Regions from separate parts of the Mus musculus genome. Here region 2 is linked to region 1. The links are chromatin loops, found by intact Hi-C in ENCODE. Cell type or tissue: left cerebral cortex. All regions are shown on one strand. Each heading gives the region's core, and the rest is flanking DNA. Links, peaks and the distances in the headings are about the cores only.

Evidence for each region. Peaks named below come from ENCODE experiments on the same cell type or tissue, not always from the same donor. Only the 100,000 strongest peaks of a DNase experiment are listed, where the experiment ranks them.
Region 2: it touches region 1 in a loop (2.1-fold over the local background); 3 of 42 quality-filtered maps call a loop at or near these places.

Annotation. Positions count from the first base shown.
Region 1 is chr12:28,709,818-28,721,708 of GRCm38, reverse strand. Trappc12 (trafficking protein particle complex 12) reads left to right here. Exons shown (of 12, transcript NM_178811.5): 5 at 519-657; 6 at 9,725-9,837. Among named protein-coding and RNA genes, the nearest start is that of Gm31269, 25 kb to the left of the region's middle. In left cerebral cortex, for the core only: CTCF peaks have their summits at 5,347 (motif pointing right) and 6,756; DNase peaks (open chromatin) are centred at 6,369 and 6,682; H3K27ac peaks cover 5,106 bases.
Region 2 is chr12:28,778,585-28,790,475 of GRCm38, reverse strand. The region is part of intron 3 of Eipr1 (EARP complex and GARP complex interacting protein 1); the gene reads right to left. Among named protein-coding and RNA genes, the nearest start is that of Gm46345, 18 kb to the right of the region's middle. In left cerebral cortex, for the core only: a CTCF peak has its summit at 5,959 (motif pointing right); DNase peaks (open chromatin) are centred at 2,674, 3,177, 5,900, 7,788 and 1 more place; H3K27ac peaks cover 2,007 bases.

The sequences.
Region 1 (11,891 bases), core at 2,348-10,347:
CCAGCCTTCAGTGAGGATGTCACTCTACCCTGAGTCCTCTCTCTCTGCTGGGCCATCAGCATTATAGCCTTGGGTGCTCACCTTGCTCACACCTCACAGACCACCCTCCAAGCCTATGGTCGTACCCTTCCCTGACCTTGCAGGTCCTCCTCAGAGTCAGCCCTTCCATTCTGAAGGGCCATCCTCCGCCAGGCTGAGTGCCCCACCCACCCGTCCCTGCACTTCTCTGCTGTCCACACTGGTCCCGGTCCCAGCAGGAAGTGGGGATGTTTTCTCTTCCTTAGCTGATGTGCTGCTCAGGCTCGCACCTTGAGCTACTGCATTAGGTTCAGTTAATGAAATTCCCCACGCTGCTGTGTGGAGCTCAGCAGTGTGTTTGTAAGCATGGAACTGTGTAAACTGGAGGACAGCAGTAACCGTAGCCCTGAGCTCTGGCTTTCTTATATAGAGGCAGGGCCCCACACAAGGCCACCACGACAAGGACAGGGCTGACTTGGGTGTCCTATCCTGCATTTCAGCTCTGGTTTGTGAGGTTGGCGCTGCTGGTGAAGTTGGGCCTTTTCCAGAATGCTGAGATGGAGTTTGAACCCTTTGGAAATCTGGATCAACCAGACCTATACTATGAATACTACCCACACGTGTACCCAGGACGCAGGGGTAAGGCAGTGAGTGCTGCTTCATGCCAATGTATGTGTTCTACTGTGCTTTATACAAACTTCGAAACTCTGGCTTTTCTTTACCTTTTCAAATCTGAAAAACCAAATCAGTAGCCTAGCACAGCCACCATTCATGCAGTTTTGTGAACATACTGACTAGGAGTGACTTGGTGTTTTCTGGGTCTCTTAGAGGCCAGCTGACAAGCACCTGCTAGAACCTGTTACCCAGTGTTCTCCAAGGGAGCACCGCCATTGTGCCACAGCCGCACAAAACTGCATATGTTCCTGAAGTTTCTGTTGGCAGCTGCAGGAAGACTCTGTTCTTAATTTATTTTAAGATTTTGGTTATAGCAATGGAGGGCATCACAGTCTCTACCGTAACACAAGGCCATAGCATGGACTGTTCTAGGACAGGGGCAAAAAGTAAGGCTGGAGAAAAGGAGATTAAAACTGTCTAGAGCCTTTTGTCTAAGTGTAGTGGTTTGGATAAGAAGCCTTACTCCCCAGTGGGTGGCACTTATTGGGGACAGTTAAGATATGTGGCCTTGCTGGAGGAGGTGTGTCACTGGAAGTGGGCGTCTAGGTTTCAAAGCCGCCAGTGCTTCCCAGCACTTGCTCTGCCTGGTGGTTGTGAATCAGGATGTGAGCTCTCTGCTGTTCCTTTGCTCCGCCATCATGGACTCTAACCCTCTGAAACCATAAGACAAATCAACCCCTTCCTTCCATAAGTTGCTTTGTCCTGGTGCTTTATCACAGCAATAGAGAGCTAAAGCACAGAGGTGGAGGGCCTTATAGAGGCCTCAACTCTGCGTCACACGGAGAAAGCCATCTTGGGAGGACATTCAAACATATGGAATTTCAGGCCATTCTCATTCAAGCCAGTATACCATACTTCCCTCATTACTGGGTTAAAGTCCCCTAGAAGTCAACTTAAGGAAGGACAGGTGATTTTGATTCACGGTTTCAGAAGGAACACAGTCCCTCATGGACGGGAAGTATGGTGGTGAGGGCTGTGAGGCAGTCACAGCTCATCTGCAGTCTGCATGCAGAGAGATGAATGGATTGCTGGTGCTCCGCTCAGTCTCTGAATTCACTCCTGGGCCCCAGCCCATGCGATGGTGCTGCTCACATTTAGGGTGGGTCCTCCCATGTCAGTTCAGCACTTTGAGAAATGTCTTTACAGACCCAGAGTTACATCTCCTGGATGATTCCAGTCTAGTCAAGTTGTTAATGAAGAGGAACAGCCCCTGTCATATGCAAAGGTCTGACAGGTTAAGGGCGTCACTGTGTATGGGAACTGGGGGGACAAGGATTCTAGCTAGTCTCCTTTTCTTGATTTCTCGGATCATCAGGAGACAACTGATTTTTCTCAGAAGAGTAGCTATTTTCCTGAAAGCATAAGAAATGTTTCCTCAGTCCATCTCGGCCGCACTCTGCCTTAACCGCAAGGTTAGCAACTAGTTTCAATGGGGTTTTGTCTGTGACCAACAAAGCATAGAATGTGAACCACAGAGGCTCATCTCTCACTGGCACCAGGCTACTAAACCCATAGTCACATAGCTGCACAAAGGCTCTGTGCTATTCCTGGTGACATTCTCGAGAATTGCAGATGCAAGATTACTATCTCATCCCAGTAGCTTCTGAGCACTGGACAGCTGTTGGGGACAGTCTAAGCAGGTGTTTGCTGTAGGAGGGATAAAAAGCTCAGCTCCCCTGGGCTTCTGGCCACCACTGTCCTGCTGCTCAGTCTCAGCAGGCCTGCTGGCCTACGGTAACTCAGAGGCCTCTGCACCACATTCCTCTGTGAGGACTTTCCAAGGAACAAGCTTCCTTGAAAGATAGCAACATGTTTAAGTCCAGGCATCGAGTGGTCCGTTGTCGCTGTCCAGTTTAAGGCCATATCTCCCAGCAGATAATACAGCTTGAAGAACATTTAGGTACCCAGCCTGCAGATGTGCCACCCGAAGAGCAGGCAGATGTGCAGGCTGAGGAGCAGGCAGATGTGCAGGCTGAGGAGCAGGCAGATGTGCAGGCAGAGGAGCAGGCAGATGTGCAGGCAGAGGAGCATGCGGGTGTGCAGGATGAGGAGCAGGCAGATATGCAGGCAGATGTGCAGCCTATGTTCTGCTCCTGCCCGAAATTAAGTGGCACCTGGATGTGGATGAAGAGAAGACAGAAGCTGTGCATCATGAAGCAGCTATTTCAGATTATGAAATGGACATATATCATGCATGCTCAAGTGTTAATATGCATTCACGGTGATAGGCTGGATGCTGGCTAATGCTGCTTATCATTTTGTGGCATTACAAGCATAAATGTAAGAATTGATTCATTCATTTCATTTTAGCTCACAATATATAAGCAAAGCAAACCATTAACATGTGCTTTTAAAAGGGGGTTATAGTAATACAAACAAATAAATAACTTTTATGAATGAGCTTTAATATATTTCATTTAAGATTGGGTATTATAGCAATTCATGATATTCATAACAAGACTTGATGAACTGTGTGTGGAGCTAATGAAGTTGAGTTTTTTTGTTTGTTTTTCATTCATAAAAGGGACAATGCTGTATTTGATATATTTCTAGAACATTTAAGCAGTTTCTATCCAATGTTCAGCTGTTCTGCAAGTCCCATTAGCTTTGTCTACTGACCCTTAGCCCCACTTGGTCTACTGTGCAGAGTTCTCTTCTTGCTCATGGAGCAGCAAGGAGGACAGAGTTCAGGCAGCACAGCCCCAGCATTCACAGTGTCCTGTCCTCTGCCCTCTGCCCTCTGCCCTCTGGGCCTGCTCTCCCACCACACTTACTGCTCTTGCCCTGCCAAGGCTGCATGTCCCTCCCCAGCACTGAGGGCCCATGAATTCAACTCCCATTACCAGTCCTACCCCCTCCTAAAATCCGTTCCAACCAGGAGCTCCCGTACTTCCAGATCCAGGGGTTACATGTCCGCACATATTCAGTGACCATGCTTGCTCTCTGTGTCAGGAGCTTGTCTTCCTTGGTTTGGGAAAAACCACTTTCCCTGGGTTGCTAGAATTCCTTCCTGGGAGGAGATGTAAATATCTGTCCTTCCTCCTAAAGTCCCAAGGACACAAGAGTCTCGATCCCACCCTGCAGTTCCAGAGTAGAGGTGAGGGTTACCTACAAGGCACAGGCGCACCTCTGCCCATCAGGCTGTACAGGAAGCCTTTGCCCAGCCAGGATGAGGGCTTCCCCGAGCTACATAGATGGAGCCCCCTCCTCTACTCTTCTCTAGCCTGCATTCTCTAGACCCTCCCTGAGCTTGGATGCATTCACTCAAAGTTTCATAGAACAGGTGGTGGGGATTGGCTGGATAGTCAGGGAAGGGTCTCCTCTTCCTTCATGGTGGGCTGTAAACAGTCAGCAAGCCCAACTGGGACAATCCTTCTGGAAGGGGACGCAGCTGAACTCCCCCAGGATGCCAATCACCTGGCTCAAGAGCATTTGAGGCGCAGTTTAGCCTCTTTTCAGTGCCGGGTTCCTACGAAGACTAGCATAGGCATCGTTGCACATCTCTCTGTGTGAACATCTATGGGGCTCTCCAAGGTCTAAGTTAAAAGTGGTTTTACTAAAGCCTGTTGTGCCAGAGTTTTCAGTTTAGCCAGATTGCTGTTAAAACAGCCCTGCGCCCTCCTTTCCTTCCCAGCAGCAAGATGTGGTTTCTTTTCCCTCGGCAAGTCAGCAGCCTGGTTGGACTGACTTGCTGGGCCTGAGCCCCACCTGTTGGTCTTACTCTTCCCCTGACTCCTGTTCTGTGGGGCCTCCTCCCCAGGGGCTCACTCCCACACAGGCTTTGTTTCCTGCTGCTCATTTATTGGTGTTCTTCCCATGGTATGGGCATTTAGTCCTTTGTTAGTAATTTTAAAGGGAGCCTCTCCCATTCTAGGAAGGATAATTTCCAGGCCTGCAGGAGGGCCCTCTGATTTCAGAGGCCCAACCTAGCCTTTTTATTTGGCAGCAACTCCTGGTGGGCCCATGTACTCTATATCTAAATCATAATCCTGGCAGTGATGTTGGGATCAGACTAGGAATTAAGGCTATTTTAGTCAGGGTTTCTATTCCTACCAAAAAAAAAAAAAAAATCATGACCAAGATGCAAGTTGAAGAAGAAAGAGTTTATTCAGCTTACACTTCCACATTGCTTTTCATCACCAAAGGGAGTCAAGACTGGAACTCAAGCAGGTCAGGAAGCAAGAGAGGCCGTGGAGGGATGTTACCTACTGGCTTGCTTCCCCTGATTTGCTCAGTTTGCTTTCTTATAAAACCCAAGATGACCAGCCTAGGGATGGCACCACCCACAATGGGCTGGGCCCTCCCCCCTTGATCACTAATTGAGAGAATGCCTCACAGCTGTCTCATGGTGGCATTTCCTCAACTGAAGCTGCTTTCTCTGTGATAACTCCAGCCTGTGTCAAATTGACACACTTAAACAGAGGCACATGGAGACATGTACCAGAGAACTTTCTGGAATATTTTCTTTCTTTCCCTCTTTCCCTCTTTCTTTCTTCCTTTCTTTCTTTCTTTCTTTCTTTCTTTCTTTCTTTCTTTCTTTCTTTCTTTCTTTCTTTCTTTCTTCCTTCCTTTCTTTTATGACTGACAATTTGTTTTAAAGATTTATTTATTTTATGTATATGAGTGCACTGTCCTGTCACTTGCTGTCTTCAGACACACCAGAAGAGGGCATCAGAGCCCATTACAGATGTGATACCATGTGGTTGCTGGGAATTGAACTCAGGACCTTTGGAAGAGCAGTCAATGCTCTTAACTACTGAGCCATCTCTTCAGCCCCTGGAATATTTTCTTAACTAAGCCACAGCACACTGCTGCCCTGGTTATTGCCCAGACAGTGGCATAGCTCTAGGTACATGAATAGTAATCCCCAGGGGCCATAGAGAGCTGTTGGCAACTGCACAGGTGCCCTGCTCTCTGTGGAGACCTGCTGTTCTCCCTCCCTCAGGTCCACTTGCCACTTTCTCCTTCTCCAACAAAAGGAAACAGCAAGTACACTTAGCTTGGCAGATATTCCTGTGGAATCTTCTGCGTCAAAATGTTTTGGGCCCAGAGTCAGACAACCCTATGACAAACCCAGATTTGTCTCAGCTATCCACTGCTACTTCTGTACTCCCAGGGGGTATCGCACCCTCCCCAGGAGATGGCTGCCACCCCACCCCTGGCATGGAGGGATGAAACAAAGGGATCAGGTTATGTACCGAGCACTAGGGATTATTTTGGTTTTGTCTGTTTTTCTGCAATGTTCAGGACAGAACAACTGCTCTTAGGGACTTAAGATCGCTTTCCCAACCCTGTTCTCTGATTGGCTTTGAGAACCTTCCTTGTACCTTCTGGGTGCCTTCTGGGTTTTTTTGTTTTTGTTTGTTTTTGTTTTTCGAGAAACCCTTCGAGACAGGGTTTCTCTGTATAGCCCTGGCTGTCCTGGAACTCACTCTGTAGACCAGGCTGGCCTCGAACTCAAAAATCCGCCTGCCTCTGCCTCTGCCTCTGCCTCCCGAGTGCTGGGATTAAAGGCGTGTGCCACCACACCCGGCTTTCGCTGCAGTGCGCAAGGTACTGCACATGGTACTGCGCACGTGGCACGGTTGTAACTGATGACCAGCCACTGAGTCGTGATTTCCAGTGAGCTAACTGTGTGCATTTGCTGTGTTTCTGTCTTTGGAATGCCCGCACACCACCACTTTCAGTCTGTTCAGAGCCCTCTCCGTGAGAAGGAAAGACTCGCCATGGCTCGAGTTTGGGGTTTCCATGGCGCTGCTTATCTTTCCATGGTCCCTTCCCTTTCAGTGCATGATCTCACACGGGAAAGAAAACACATTCTCATTATCTCAGTGCACCTGCCAGCGGTGCCCCAATGGGCTGTGGTCTGTGCTAGGTTAGGGTTGCAGCGCCTGCCATGCTGCTATAGACACTCACTTCTGAACTTAGACCTGAGGACAGATCACCCTCAAATCATCGAGCCAGATGTACAGACTCTCGAATTAACTGAGTGCTAAGTTTCCGTCCTCCCTGCTGCCATCTGCTCCTCGAAATTCTCACCCAGTCTTCAGTCTTCCTCTGCTCCCTCCAGTGTCTGCAGCTCACAGGTCTCTTTCTCAGGCAAATTCTGAATCTTTTATATCCACACAAAACCTGACATGGCTGCATAATATTGTAAACATCTGGAATTTCATTCTTTACTGCAAAGTCAGTTTACCTCCCACAGCTAACATGTTAGGCTGACATTAGATTTAGATTTATAGTTCACATTACTCTGCCTGAACTCCTGAGTACCGAGAAGGGTGTCCTCCTGCTTCCTGCAGCTTTCTGTTTCCCCGACACTTGCGACAGTTGAGAAGCTACTTGGAGCACTACCTGGATTGGATGACCTAGTCCATATTTTTTATCACTCTACCTCCATCTAAAAAAATTTGATCAAATAATAAATATTTGATCTAGGGTACTTTTTGTTTACATACCAATGTAGCATTAGGTGGAAGATGTCTTCATAGCATTGAGAGTAGTATGTGTCCTTGAACACTCTCACACAGCGGTATCTCAGCAGTAGAGCATCTCAGGGAGACTGATGGAGTGATCAGTATCCCCATCAGCTGCCAACCTGCTCCTTCCACCCCGGTGATGGGGAGGAGGATACCAGGGAGGGGAGAGGGTGTCCAGGGTCTCCTGATGGATCAGTGAATCTAGTTAAGTGTCCCTGTTACAAAAATGAAAGAGGAAGACTGAGACCAACCTGTGGGTCTGTGCCTTAGGGACGGAAGAAGCTACAGTGGGACTCTCCCCACATGCTCTCTGTTGCCAGTGGCGAACATACATATAGTGTTGGGTACATGGCAGCAAGTCCAGCTGTGCCTCTGCCCCACGCTGCCAGGAGCTGCCTCTCTCCGAGAGCAGCAGTGACCCATGGAGGTCACACCCATGCGGCTCTCTGCTTTCAGTTTTCAGTGCACACACCAAGGCCCAGCAGATTTCTAGCACATTCCTCCCTGACTTTCCACAATGGTGGTGTAGCTCTTCAACACTGCAGGGGACAGTCTGAAATAATCTTCAAGTAGTTGTTTTTATTTAATGTGTTCTCTCTCTCTCTCTCTCTCTCTCTCTCTCTCTCTCTCTCTCTCTTCACCACCACCACCACCCCAGCCTCATTTAATATTTTCTAAACAACTAATGAGAATACTTCCTCAGTATTCATGTCAACCTATTTTTAGACAGGCCCCGACTGTACATGGGAGACACACACACACAGAGGACTAGGCTCTTCTTACAGATTTTGACTGGCCAGGCTTTGTTGTACTGGGTAGCCAAACTGAACCTGAAGGATGCTGAAATTCCCAGCAGCTGAGACAGGCAAGCTCGTCCATACTTGGGGAGTGTGGTGGCTTGATCTGGGCACTTGAATGCCTGGTGCCCAGGTAGTGGTGCTGCTAGGGGGCGTGTAACCTTTCTGAGGGAAGTATGTTACACTTGAGTGTGTGTTTACACTTTTAGAGACATGTTGTGACCAGGGACTGGCCTCTACTTGGTTCTTAAAACTTGCCACGTAACTTGTAAGTTAAATCCGTTTGCTTAGCATGGAACTGACAGACAGTATTTCCCAGCTGTTCTCTTCCTGTCTCAGTTCTAGAGCTTCCTGTTCTCCTATGTAGTTCCCATCAGTTTCCTCTTTCGAATGCAGCCACATGCCTTGTGCTGATGGGCAGTCCTGAAGACTCTAATCTGGAGAAGCCTCAAGTGTGCCAGCAGACCTGTGAGCAGGAAGGACACCTTTTCCTGCTCCTGCTCTAGCTCCACTCTGTGCCAAGCTAGCAGGAGCCCAGGATGGAGAGATGGCCTGGCTGAGATGTCTGGCCCTCTCTGGCAGCCTCAGGAACACCTCCTGAGCCCTGTTCTCTGAGCCCAGGATAGGGAGGTCCCTTCACTGAGCTATCTGCCCCTTCTCTGGCATCGCCAGGAGCACCTCCAGAGCCAGTTGCTTTCTTTGCAGCCCTCCCTGCTGGGAAATACAAATCCACTGCCTTAGTCAATGTTTGATACCATGACCAAGGCAACTCTTATAAAAGAAAGCATTCAATTGGGGGCTTGCTTACAGTTTCGGAGGGTTATTTCATTATCATCATGGAGAAGACCATGGCCATGCAGGTAGGCTGAGAACCTCATCCTGAATGGGGGGTGGGCGCTGACTGAGCTTTTGAAACATCAGAGTCCACCCTTCCTTTAAGGCCACACCCCCTAATTCTTGTAATCCTTTAAAGTCACTCCCTGGCAACTAAGCATTCAAATGTATGAGCCTATGGGGGCATTCTTATTCAGGCCCCCATATTCCCTCTCCACTCACACTCACACTCTGACCTGCTACAGTAATGTACTCTGTATAGCTTTCATTGGTGGCCATTTGGTATCTGCTACTGAATTTATTTGTGAGAACCTCTGTGGTTGCTGCAGAGCTGTGGCAATAGTGGTAACATCTGGTCTCCCTTGGTAATTGGCTAGATATGTAAGATATGACTTAGCAGAGAAAACCAGCTTGTATTCTACAGCTAAACCAAAAATCAAAGGACTTCTGTTCTTGCTTCCAATGCAACACCTGTGTGCTGGCTAGTGTTTTGTCAGCTATACAGACAGAGAGCCTTAGTTGAGAAATGATCTACCAGATTGGCCTGTGGGCAAGTCTGTGAAGCACTTTCTTGATTGATACTTAATTTGGGAGGACCCAAGTTGTCGGGGTCCGTGCCACCCCTGGGCAGGGGGTCCTGGATGATATAAGAAGCAAGCCAGTAAGTAGCACTCCTCCATGGCCTCTGCATCAGTGCCTGCCTCCAGGTTCCTACCTTGAGTTCCTGCTCTGACTTCCGTGGGTGATGAACTACAAACTGGAAGATGTAATATTGCAATTGTTACATTTTGATCATGGTGTTTCATCACAGCAATAGAAACTGTAACTAAGACACCCTGTAAATGCTTCCTTCCTCTGGACAGTCAGAAAACACACACATCCATAGCAAGCTCACTAATTTACCTGTGGTTTCTACTCTAGGCTCCATGGTCCCCTTTTCGATGCGTATTCTGCATGCAGAACTGCAGCAGTATCTGGGGAACCCACAGGAGTCCCTGGACCGATTACACAGGGTCAAGACCGTCTGCAGCAAGGTAACTGTCATGGTGTTCAGTCCTCTTCCTCTGAGCATTCACACCACGGCATTCTCCACCGGTCCCCAAGGGAAACTGTCTCACTTCTTCCTCATACACAAGGTTCTGGAATAGTGTCACTATGGTATCCATACCTAAAGTGTTTGTCAAAGGCTAGAGACTGGTTTGGGGCAGAGCCACTGTAAGCCAGTTGCCCAGATGAAGCTCTGCTGTCTGGAAGACTCACAAGGACTGGACAGTGTGTGCATATTCCACGTGCCTGGCTTAGATCAGGGCGATGCTCTTATGCAGCATCCTCTTATATGGAGACATCACTTACTTTTCTTAAAGGAGTACAGTGATGGTTTTGTTTATTGCCTTTGAGTCATTTGGTGACTTCTCGTGTCTGGTTTAAATGGAATCAGTGTACCACACTGTCATGACACAGAAGCCCTTGGCTGTCACTGTCTGCAGATGCCTGTCTTCTGCTTTCTATGCCTCCCTTTCTGGCTCTGCAGACTGTCTGTTCCTCCAGGTCTCACCAGAGTTTTGCAAACTGATTGGGGAAGAACCCACACAGCAGAGACATTCCTAAGAGCCATTTGCATAAATAGGTATAATCCATAACCAGTAAGGTACAATTAGCTTGAGGTTAATTTCATTTGCCAGTGCAGATGAACCACCCCTACTCCACAATCCCAGGTAGATTTGGCTTCGGGGTAAGAGGTAGAAAGGTTTCCTTAGAGCCTCTGCTGCAGCAGATGAGGCTCTGTCTCATGCACTCAGAAAAAGAGGCGCGTGGGCTGGGAGTGTGGCCCGCTTCTCTGCTGATGGCTGACAAGACAGCGTGAGAGCTCTGTTCCAGGAAGGGTTGGTGTCTTTGCTAAAAGGGGTTTCTGACAGATGGGCGCACTTGGGCTTGCCGCTTTCCAGTAGACAAAGTTAGAAATACAGGACAACAGCCACCACCATCCTCTCCTCGCGGGCCGGCTCGGGCAGGCCAGCCGTCAGCCCCCTGATGGCTCTGCCCGCTGCTGCCGCTCCCCTGATCCAGATGCTCCACTTTCCCACTGCTCCTGCGGAGAACAAATTAGCTGTGACTTAATCAGAGACGATGGGGCATTCGGCAAGCCACTTAAAGAAGCAGAAAGAGAGACTGAGGAGCGCTTCATCCCTCTGGGCTGCAGACAGGCGCCCTGCCCCGAGGCTCACACTCCTGCCCCGCATCTGTCTACCCAGAGCAAACTGCCCTCAACAAAGGAGCTAGAACTTCCATCAGCTGGGTGTGCAGGGCGGCTGCCCTGCTGGGGGTCACAGCAGAAGCCTCTGATTGGCACGTTGCAAATCTCGGGCATGGACAAGAAAGCCACTGGGCACTGCGCAGCAGTATGGAGTCTCGGTCCACTGAAGAGCTAGAGAGGGACACACGAGAACCCAGAGAAAGCCAGGCTTTCCGGCTAGTAAAGATGTCTTCCATTCAGTCCTCTTTGCCTTTCTTTTCTTAGCACATGCATCCCCTCCGACTGGTGTGAGTAGTAAGAAAAGCACACACAGACAGGAGGACATCTGGAGCCACACAAACTGGGTGGAAACACCGAAGTGTACATCCTGACCAGGCCTGGCCTGCTGTGCTGAGCAACGCTACTAGTGGCCTGCACCAGTGACCACTCAATGCTGGAGCAGTGGGGATATTTAATAATTCTTCAAGTGTCCAAGAGCACTCTGAGAAGCCTCTTCCCTGTGGGAAGCCTACCTTCCAGAAGGCCCCCAGGTAGCCATGGTAAAGATGGGAAGGCCTACCTATTGGTCCTTGAGTGGGTGTTAGTCTCACATGTGTGTGCCGAGACCTCATGTCTACAGCAAGCCCTCACTCATGACAGCTCCTGCAGGCCAGGGCCCCAGCCCAGAGAGGTGTGCAGCAAGTTAGGACACCTGCCCAGCCACCTACTCAGATAACTGTAAAACTCAAAGCAGGGGTCATGGCCTGTGTAAATATTGTGGCAAGCAAGTGGTAGGGGCTGTATACAGAGTCAAGCAGGGTGCCAAAGTCACTCCAGACATCGTTCCCCTTGGAC
Region 2 (11,891 bases), core at 1,203-9,202, 70 kb before region 1:
TGCATGAAAGAACTCCTTTTGCACCTTCCCTCCCTTCTGAAGCCAGACCACAGGAGAGACACGGAATATGCCCAGGCCTTTTGCAACTCTTAATCAAGTCTTCCTTTCCTCGAACTCCACGTGTATCTGTGCAGACTCCCTGTATGGAGGGAAACACAGGAGCCTGAGCCCTCCAGCACCTGCCTTCCAGACTCACATCCTTGCTTGTGACTGCTTGCTCAGCACAAAGTCAGAGGACCATCATCTCTGAAGAACTGAAGATGCTCCACAGCCTACAGTGTTAAATATTCAGCTGGCTACAATGCAACTGTAGTTGGGGGTAACCTTGTAGATCTGAGTGCTGGTATGGCCAAGCCCAGCGGTCTGGTGACTGGAAACTACCTAAGAAAGAAAGGGAAACACTGCTGGCAGAGGCCCTGGTACAATGGCAGGACTACTGCAGCCTCCTAGAAGCCAGAAAGAAAAGGTGGCACTCTGTACACTGGCCTCTACCACCTTCCTCTTTCTGCTAAGGAATTTTTTTCTTTTTTGAGGCAGGGTCTTTCCATATATCCCAGGCTGACTTGACATTTGATACACAGACCCAGGCTAGCTTTCACTCACAAAAATCTGTCTGCCTGACTTTCTATTAAGTACTTTAATTGCAATGTGGATAAAGTTTTGGCTTGTGATAAATAAGATGCAGCCAAGATGAATTCATTGTAAAAATAAACACACTCATTAATATGTAAATTGAATCTTTAATAAATGGAAAAACAGTATGTATACCAAAAAAACTGTGTATAATAAAGTTTTAATTTAATACCTACAACTGTTTGATTTATATGTTTGTCTTACATATCCAGGCTCATGTGAAAAGGTTGTAAGTGGGAAGTTGGAGGAGCGCTGGTCTAACCCACAAGGTCCCCTGACAGCAAGTTCTGCGTATTCCTGGGTGTAGCTGTGCTCCTACAGCTGTGCAGGAGACTGTTATGGACCAGGGGTGAGCAGGGTAAGTTCTGCTCACACTTCGGAGAGGACCTTCCTCTGGCAGAGTGATGAGGATATGTACTGGACACTGAAAAGCCAGAGCCCACCTAATGAGCACAGCTCATACCTCAAATGCCAGTCCTCACAAACAATGCAGGATGGGATGAGAGCGTAGAGCAGAGCCACGGCCCCACCTAGCATCACTACACACACTTAGAGGACAAGAGCTCAGGTTTTTATAATTAGAATCCACACCAGTGCAAAATGGGATGCTGTACTATATGACTATTTAAAAGTTCATTACATACCTGAATGCTTCTTGTGTACCCGTGTGCTGGGCACAGAATATCTATAGCTCCTATGCTGTCTGCTTCAAAAGTCATCTAGGATGTGCTAGGTGCTGAATGCATTATGATGTAGATCGAACCACATTTCAAAAGTGATGCCAGATATTTCAAAAATCCTTTGTCTAAATGCAATGCATGGCTCCTAAGATAATGGTTTTAAAAGCAACCAGAATTTTCCATCTATTCATCTTTAGTAAGAAACAAACATAAAATACACATAGAGTGATACAATGAGTCCGTAAAAGAGTGGTCCAGGATCTTGCCTGTGTTCTTTCTGTAATCTGTGTAACAAATCTGTAGATCCTGATTCTTCTAGAACAGGAGTTATCATCAAAGACACAACTGTTTACCGAATACAATAAAGCTAGACAGAGCCACGTGCCCTCAGGCAATACCACCCAGTGCTCTCCTGCTGACCCAGAGGTGACCGTGGGCTACACTTGGGCCTTGAAGCTCATATTGTCCTGCAGCCCCACTCCTGGACTTTGAAAGGATGCCTTACATCAAGACTTGTCCCTTCCAGCTATGTGCTAGCAACACTGGGAAAGGCCACTCTGCCAGTATGTAGAACTACCTGGGAAGTATTCCGATCGAGATGAAGCCAGCACATAGGGTCCACAGGATGCCTGTGAGCAAGACCCGTCCAGCAAGCAGATGGTTACTTGTACGTTTCTGTTAAAGGTTCATCTCTTTAACTTATAGTAAACATAAGAATCCGGTGCCTTCTGGATCTACTTCATTGAGCAGTCTGTGAGGGACAGCAGCCTAACCCTGACTCATATCCTTCTACTTCCTACGCTTTCTGTATATAAAGCTTTCTGTATATATGTGTTTCTTACAGAGGCTAAGAAATGTCCCCCAGAGTATTGAGCCTCAGGTTAGAATTGTCACCCAAATCCAAAGATGACTAACACTTGTACTTTCTCTGATTCTAGCAGTCCTGTAATGAATTGGAAACAGCCAGGCAAGAGCCCTCAGTCCCTCCACAGAGCATTGAGCAGAAGAAAACAATGCCAATGTAATAGATTCTAGTACTCAGAAAATCTTAACGTTTAAGACAGAGAAGGGAATATTTTGCCACACCCCCCCACAAAAAAACCAAAGTACAAAATAGACATCACATTATTGGCTTGATCTAGAAGACAAAATTATTAGTTGGAATAAAATAAGCTGAGTTTCCACATTTGTTTACTGTCTTGTTTAAACGAGTTATTTTAAACCAGTCATACCAAATGTCCACCTGAAGCACCGGCTGGCTTTCCAGCTCAAAGGAGCCACACTCCTCTCCCACATAACACGTCACTGCCTTTCCCGGGGGCCCTCTACATTCCCTTCACGCCCCCGAAGAGCGTCCTCTGAGGAGTCATCATACCCCAGCACTGTGGACTGACATGTCTGCCGAAGGCTAACCCAGCAACATCCTTGCATCACCCCCGCCCTCCACATGTTTCTCCCACACTACCAGGACCATCGGATGGTCCAGAAGGAAAGAGGTCAATGGACAGAGCGCGACTCCAGGTAGACTTGGGATGCACTGGTAAAGGGCAGCACTGAACAGAACACACTGGGAAGAAAAGGTCGTATGTAGATCGGAGCCAGCCTCCTATACTAACATCAGAGGCCAGCGTGGACTGGAACACAGAGAAGCCCTGCTTCACAGCCTGACAGTCAGCCACAACTGCCCTGAGGCCTGTGTGCATCCTAACCTCTACTCTGTGCCTGCCCGTGTCCAGGACATGTGAGCTAATGAGTGAGAGCAGGGCTGGGAAGGGGGCTGTGTGACCCTCTTAACATGCTGCAGGAGAAGACTTAGCGCTTAGATGTCAGCTCCACATGGAGTCAGGCTTCTCAACCACATGAGAATGAGACAGCACTGTTCATGTCACACACTTACTATGAGGCAGCACAGCGGAGCTCAGTGAACAGTAGGTGTCTGAGAAATCTCAGTGCCCAGCCCCCAACAACGACTGAAGGGTGCAGTCCCTTCTGTATCTGAGGTAGGTGTGGGATACTTGTGCCTACTACATTACTAGGTCCAACCAACTTCAGTTAACCTTGCTACATGGAAAACATAGGTTCCCCTGCTTGTCCAGGTACAGCAAACACTTCTCAATGCAGCTGGTAGCAACTATTTATCCACTACAGCTGTGCCTCAGCTCTGTCACTGCAGCGAAAACACCGAAAGATACTGTGAGCATCCACCCAGAGCACTGGCACGTCAGTGGGGCTCTACCCAGGGGATACATGCATACATTACATACATACATACATACATACATACATATGAGACACATGCTCACAGGTGCACACGCACACCTGAATACACAGCCATGTACTATTCTGGTACTACTTCTTAGATGTGATCAAATCATGAAGGACAGGCAATCTTATCCATCCATAACATGTCATCCCAACCTAGCAGTATTCATCCTAACAGCACAGGTAGAGGAATGGCCCGGGCAATAGAAACAAAAGACTGTTCTAGGCTCAGCACCACCAATCTGCGTCCAGCAATCTAGACCAACTGCCAAAGCATCCAGAGCCTAGGACGACAAACACAATGAATAGTTCAGACCACTCAGTTTCCAACACACTCTTCAACATAACTTCGAAGCCACACGATACTCAATAAGCCAGGCAGTAGGGCACAGGGCCAGTGAACTGGTGGATCTGGCCAGATCATTGCACGAAGACTGTAAGAACTAGGTCCCCTCTATTTCAGGTCAGAAGCACAGCAAATTCCTGCCATTTGCAGTTCAACCATGTGAAACCTCAACCAAAGCTTTTTACCTTTCAATGTTCCCATAAGCCCTGGGTTACCACTGTCTTTTTAGGACACCAAAGGTCTGTTAAAACAACGGCTTTCCCCCAGCAGGTGCATTTCTTACTACCCATAGGCAGTGTGTGGCCAACCTCTGATCCTCATCAGGCCTCCCTACATAGGCACCTACCACCTGCCACCCCCTGAATCAATGTACACTCACTCACTCTCATAGGCTTTGTTATAATTCGTTCCTAAAAGGGCTTGAGAGCCTCATAGGACGGTCTCTCCCCTTTCCCTCTCCCGCTCCCCTCCCCCTCCCCCTCTCCCTCTGACCCCGAGGCCTTGCATGTCTCTGTTCCCACCCCCAGACACTCTTACATGCCATTTTCTAACTAGCCCCTAGAAATCACACTGAATGGGCTCCAGTGATCCCATCCAAATTCTTTCTTGCCATTACCAATTTCCACCAAAAAAAAAAAAAAGAAAGGAAGGAAGGAAGGAAGGAAGGAAGGTGGGAGGAGAGGGAAGTAAGGAGGGAGGGGAGGGAGGGAAGGAGGAAGGAAGGAAGTAACGAAGGAAGGAAGAAGAAAAAGAAATAAGTCTGTCTTAGGAAGAGGAAAAACACTGAGGCCTGCTCTCATTTAGGAGGCTAGGGCCACCAAGTCTGCTTAGGATAGTCTAGGGAGCCCTGAGGTGCCTATGAACCCTCTGGAGTTTGAGACTCAGTTTCCATGAGATAAGGTATATGACAACAGACACCCATCTCTTTTCCCATCCTCCTCTCATTAACAAGCACAGAGCTTCACCCATGAACAAGCCACGGGATCTGTATGAATGCTGGGACCTCCCAATCCAGGCTGTGAAACCTGAGACCCTTTCCCTCCTTCCAGGGAGGTCAGGCTGATCAGCAAGTGGAGGGTAATTGTTGGGAACTGAAAAGGGGCCAGGACTATCACCTGCCTAACAGACCAGAACTGTGTTAGAAACAAAACAACTTTGAGAAGATACACCTGGTCTTGCAACACTGGTCTAACAGTTAGATCAAAATTCTTCCTCCCAATTCAGACTGACTAAATGTTGGCTCAGGTGACAAACTGAAAGGTGCAATATAGAAACAGTCACAGAGTCAAGGGAGGACTAATCATGTATCCCCCGATGTTTGATTCCACCATTTATATTACCCTGGGCCTCAGCTGTGGCAGGTGTTTTCATTAGAACACAAGGGAATGGGAACAAATGGGTCAAGAGGCCAGGAGGTGGGGCTGCGCATTAATTAGGACGTGACAGGACCACAGGAAGACTTGGGTAGAGGGAGCTGCCAGACGCAGTGAGGCAGAATGTAGGAGACTTTTTAATGGGGCTCCTGAGCCTGCACACACTGTAGCAAACTCTCCAGAGCGCAATGAACTCAAGACACTGCATACAGAATACTCCCTGGGCGGCCTGAGGTTTCCAAGCCATTTGAAAGCCTCTCAGTACACAGCAAGAGAAATCACTTCCTGAACTCCTAGCTCTAGCGCGATGAGGGCATCCCTGGCAGTACCTAGGAGAAAGATCCCAAGCCCTGCTTGCCGACTTCTACACTGGTGGCAAAGCACACACATGCCACCCTAAAGCAGACAGAGTGCTGATTTTAAAAACAGAAAACAGAATTTGAAACTAGATTGTCGACTCTTCCTCCTGAGTTGTTTGTAGAAGACTGTCTTCCAAGCCAGTCACACAGTGAACTTCACATGCATGACAAGGTGACCTGCAGGCTACACAGCTTCAAGCTGCTGCTCCAAATTCAGCATCAGCTTTACCACACCACCCACCTTCCCACTGGCACTCCCTGGAAGCCTTCTGTACTCATCGTGATAGCCACTAGGGGGATTCCCGGGCCTTGGCACACCACCATGCCCCTGCACCAAGGTTACTCTGGTGAACAGCTAGCTGTCTACTGCCTGCCTTCCCCACACAATTTCAAGGGAGGCCAGGACTTCACACTGGTTGGCCAACAGCTGTTCCAACGTGGCTGTACCCATAGCACAATGAACAGAAAGTAGGACAGCCTTAATAGCCAAAAGTGAGGTAGAAGGGAGGCTCTGAGGGTCCACAGCAAGGGATACAGGCCCTATGACCCAGCTCCTCCCCTTGTGAAATGCTATGAAGAGAGTCTCAGTCAGTCTGGCTGCTGTCAGCCTCACCACAATTTTATAGAACGCCAATTTGGGGATCTTACAAAAGCCTGATGTTGAATATACTTTTCGCTTTCAGCAATAATCCGTACAATATGAGCCTGAGAACTTTGGAGCTCTATGGAGGGAGGTGACGGAAGGAAGGGGCCAGAGGTAAGGTTATAGAGGGAGGGATGGTGTGGTCCTTGCAAGCCAGAGCCTGGGGTCTACACAAGCCCACTGTAGATGAGCCATCTGAGGGAGGGCCAACCCCCTGCCTGGGGTACAGAGAGCCAACAAGCCAGAGTAAACCTTATATTTGCCTCCCTCTTTCACCACCTCTGATGTGCACCAAGGACTTAGGCTTGATCACACTGATCTGGTGTGTGCCTTGATTTCAGGTGAGTGCCAAGGGGGTCAAGCCAGGGCCTTGGAAGGAAATGGGAGATAATGTGCTCTTGGTGGGATGAGGAGATGAGAAAAAGGCAGACCTTGCTAGCATGTAAAACCCTAGGGTCTCAATTATCAGGTGCCACAGCAAGAGCCTGAGCGGTCCCTAGCCACAGCTCCTAGGAGGGCATGCTGCCTATCCCTGGTGCATACAATCCCTCTCCACCAGCCCAGGAGGCCCCAGCAGGAGCACTGAACACAGTCAGTATTTCATCTGTGCCTCGTGCTGTCAGCTCCTGTGGTTCTAATTTCCCGAGGATGTAGTGCTGACATGATCTACGCTCTTCCTGACATTTCACCTTCCTCTGCTGAAAAATTCATGCTAGTCCTCATGTAGGACGATCTTGCCCAAGCATAAGGCAGGAGATGTATGCTGGCCACCCTCACTCATATCTGCTGCCATTTGCCCTTCTGCAACCATGGATGGAGCTCAGAAAGTCGTCGTTTGCAGACTTTAAAGCCTCTAATTTACCGACCAGCTGCCAGGGTTCTCTGTTAATTTTAAGGACATAGCCCATCTTTACTCTTCCTGAAGTCCAGCTGCTGAGGTTCCCTAGCTTCACAGCATTGCCTCTTCTACTCCCGCCACTTTGTCTGCTGAGACAAGGGTCCAGAGTGACAGGCAGAAGAGCCTGAGGAGAAAGCCTAGGCAACCTTAGCTTCAGTCTGGGGGCTTGTCTCGGTTGCCTTGGGCCTGCTGCTGTTTCTATTCCTGAACCTTTCCTGACCCTAACCAGTACCCTGGAAACAAGCCTGATCCCAAAGACCCTAGCTGTGTGTTCTGATGAGGTCACTCTGATGACCTCCAACACCCATAATGCCTGCCCTGGCTCACCTTATCATGCCCAGTCTCACACTGTGAAAGCTCCAACCCTGCATTGCCTACCTAGCTTCCTTCACACTACCTTGCCTTAGACTGCCTGGAGGCTCAACCTGAGGTGCTCACCAAACTGCCAGTCAACCTCCTTTTATCCACAGGACCAGTGCAAAGTCCATCACTCACTCACAACTTCCCTGGCAAGTTACCCAACCACGTCCACACAGCCCTTCCAGCTGTATGACACAGAGCATACGAACAGAAATGTATACACCTCCGCATCATTTCTCACCATCCCCATGTCTTCACCACCACCATCACCTCCCACCATCCTTAACTCTACCCCTGCCAACATCACCACCACCACCATCCCTACAAACACCAGTAATCCACCATCACCAGCATCCCAACTACCACCACCATCCTCACATTATCCCGCCATCATCAGAACTATGACTCTACCTGGCCCTCACCATCTCACCCCCACCCCATAACCACCATTTACATCATCACTCCCATCACTCCCACCCCACCCTCAACACACTTCAAACGACGAATGAGGCCAAGCACAATGTGAACTCACAGATGACAATTACACCTGATTTTTCATACTCATGAACAAAGTCATGAGTCAAATGCATGATCCAGCCAACAATGTACTCTGAATATAAAAGTGGTCCCATAAGTTTATAATAGAACTGAAGAGTTTCTGCCACCTAGTGATTACTGTTGCCACCATAATGTCACAACAAAATATATGACAAATTTGCAGTGGTACTGATGTGAATGAAGCCATTGAAATGCCAGTCTATAAAAGTCACAGCACATAAACTCGTGTATAGTGCACAGTACTGGATAACCATCAATTATGGTATTAGATTCTGTACTTACTAGATTTCTACTATTATTTTTTAGTGTATTCCTTCTTTTCTTTTATTTTTTTCTTAAAAGTCAGAGTCACCTTTCGAGCCGTGGGGTTTTTGGTTTTGTTTTTATATACCTGTAATTCCAGCACTCAGGAGGCTGAAGCAAGAAAATCCTGACTTTGAAAGCATTTGGCTTCAGCCAGGGCTGTATTAGTGAGACTGTTCCAGATCACCGTGAAATGCCTATGGAGATCCTGTCCCAAACAAACACAATCAAAACTAAACTAAACAAAACTCCAAATCAGAATGCAGTGTCCTAACAGCAACAGACTTGCCCCCTTGGTATTATGAGGTCTCTCTTTGTTTTAGGAGTGATGACCCTCACCACCCAGCTCTGTGTACATAAGCTCTATGCCCTTTGTGCAGAAAGACAGCCCAAGCAACATGTTTCTCAGAGAACATCCCACCTTCTTGCAACGTCTGATGCTCTGGACTGAATCTTACTTCTCATGGCCGAGGCATGCATGGTTCATGAACAGAGATCTCCTTCCTCAAGCTACCTGCTCTTCAGTTTCAAGCTTTTCTGTCTTAATTGGGGTTTCCTTTTCACAGGAAAGTCTTTTAATAATTGTTTTCTCCCTCAAGAGCTAGAACAGAAATAACTTCAAGCCAAGCCCACAGAGGAAGCTCTACAGCAGACACTGGCTGCTCAGCCAGGCTCCTTCACTCTGGAATCTACTTTACAAAGGAGGCTCGACCTCTTCTGGTCACAACACCATGCCATACCCAAGGGACACCCAACAGTAAGCAGCTCAAAATGCCTGCAGGATGCCACTTCTAGTTAGAAACACAAAGCAGAGGCGTGCAACCTGGGGGCCCACATGTGCTCTACATGGGGTATGGCTCTTGGAACCCCAAGAATGCAGAAATGTTGAGAGACAGGTTGCCTCACAGCTGCTGTGAGAACCTAATGGCAGCAGAAGGCCCTACCCAAACCGCTCCATAAATAACAAAGAAAAAAGACATCATGACTGTTACAGATGTACATATGTTAAAGCCCCAAGTCCCAGGAGACCACGTATGGAAACAGGCTCCTAGGAAAGAATTAAGGTTCAATAAGGGTCGGGCGGTGACCTAACATGACTGGTGTCCTTATAAAAGACAGGCAGAAGAGAATACAGAGACAAGACCGCTGAATACACAAGCCACAGAGAAGGCCATGAGAGACATGAACTGCTAGACTGTCCTCTTGGACTTCCAGCCTGCAGACCCATCAGGGAGTAAGCCTCTGTTGTTTTTAACCCCATCCAAGGAGGGCTGCTGCACAGCAGAGAGGACGAGCACAGAGCCTCGGCACCTTTGTGAAAGGGTACACAATACTAGGGGCAAGGGACCACCTCAAGGCCACCTTCCTAATGCAGAGTCCAGGCCTCCAAAAGCCAGGGAGATTGCATGCTCCTACTCTGTATCTCCAAAGCGGAACTGCAGATGCTTCGGGAGAGGTGAGGGCCAAGGACAGAGAGCAAGTACCAGGCTGTGGGCGAGCACAGTAAATGACCCATCTGGAGTGGAGGCAGGAAACTGGAGGAAACAGACACAGTGTTTTTTATGGTCTTACTGGAAAAATTAATTCAGATTGGGTTTTGTCAAAGCACCCCCATGGGCTGAGACCAGGAGGAAGGACTATAAACAAAGCACACTGACAAATGGCAGAACACCGAGCTTTGAGGGGCGTCCGGGGTGCTATGGGACCAGGCCTTATTTAACATCTTCATTAGTGATCTGGAAGGAGCAGTAAACAGCACATTAATTACACATCCAGATGATTCTGAATTTGGAGGTGCTGCAGAAAGTCAACGAGGACAGAGAAATGACACAAATGGGACCCAGAGGCCTTTGCGAGGAGCATACTTAGTATCCGAGGCTCTGGCTCACATAAAACAGAATGCTAAGAACACTCTGTGCTCTGGGTCAACATCCACTGTCCAAGTAGCAGTGGCCAGGCAGATGCAAGTCAAGTCCTCCCCACGACTAAATGGTAAAAAACAATAGCACTTAAAAAAATGCTGCAGTCCACATTCTCCCTGGCTGTTACTCAAAAGACTCAGGTCTCATGCGACACCGAATCCTCAAGCTTGAAAGCCACACTCAGCCAAGGTCACTGGGGTACAAGTGCCGAGGTGGACACACAGAAAGGGAATGATTAGGCCTCTCTGGACAATACTTGCGTCCCTAGAACTTTATTCCATTCTAAAGATATAAAAGACACACGTTTAGTGCCTTTGAACTCATGACCTCTGAAGGCCAATAGTAAAAGTTACTATAAACAAAACATGAAAGTGACAGTTACAGCTCAACTCCACAGGACAAAAAAACAAACAAACAAACAAAAAACAGTAAGAAACACAATGTGAATTTACAAAACGTACACCCCAGAAGCAAATAATGGAGGCCTGGGCCATTGTGCCAAATGCTGTTTTCTTGGAACAACAAATTCAGAAGGGCCAAAATCCCGAACATACTGCTCTGGAAAAAAATTATAAAATTACTTTTTAGAAGACATTTATTTACATATTACAAGGGATTTATTGGTAGAAAGAAAAACATGCAGAATACGACATCAGCTACATTATAGCAATAAAGTCTCATATTTGTGCAAAGCATAAACTCTCTGGGATAACAGCAGTGATAACTGAAATAAGACACTCCTAAAGAAAAGACACCAAGGGAAAAGCTGGTGACTATGCACACAGCTGTGCAACAACAGACACCATGAAAGCCATGATGAACAAACCCCATCCTCAGAGGAAACAGACCGGCTGCGCACAGCCAGTCCCCTTTCACAAATGCACATTTGGAAGTGCCATGCTCATAGGGTACACAGGGCACACAGAGAGCACACAAAGCATACAGGGCATACAGGGCACACAGAACACACAGGGCACACAGAGCATACAGGGCACACAGAGCACACAGAGTACACAGAGCATACAGGGCACACAGAACACACAGGGCACACAGAGCATACAGGGCACACAGAACACACAGGCACACAGAACACACAAGGCACACAGAGCATAAAGGGCACACAGAGCATACAGAACACACAGGGCACATAGAGCACACAGGGCATACAGGGCACACAGAGCACACAGGGCATACAGGGCACACAGAGCACACAGGGCACACAGAATACACAGGGCACACAAGGTATACAGAGCACACAAGGCACACAAAACACACAGGGCAACACAACACACAGGGCACATAGAACACACAGGGCACACAGGGCAACAGAACACACCGGGCACACAGAGCACACAGGGCACACAGAACACACAGGGCACACAGAGCACACAGAGCAAACAGGGCACACAGAGAGCACACAGCACACAGAGCACACAGAACACACAGGGCACACAGGGCTATGCTGCACAGTGAACCTTTCTGAGCCAGGCTGTCAAGAAAGAATAAAGCAAGTGAGAGGTGTCTTAAGGTCCTCATACCACCTGCACTTCCAAC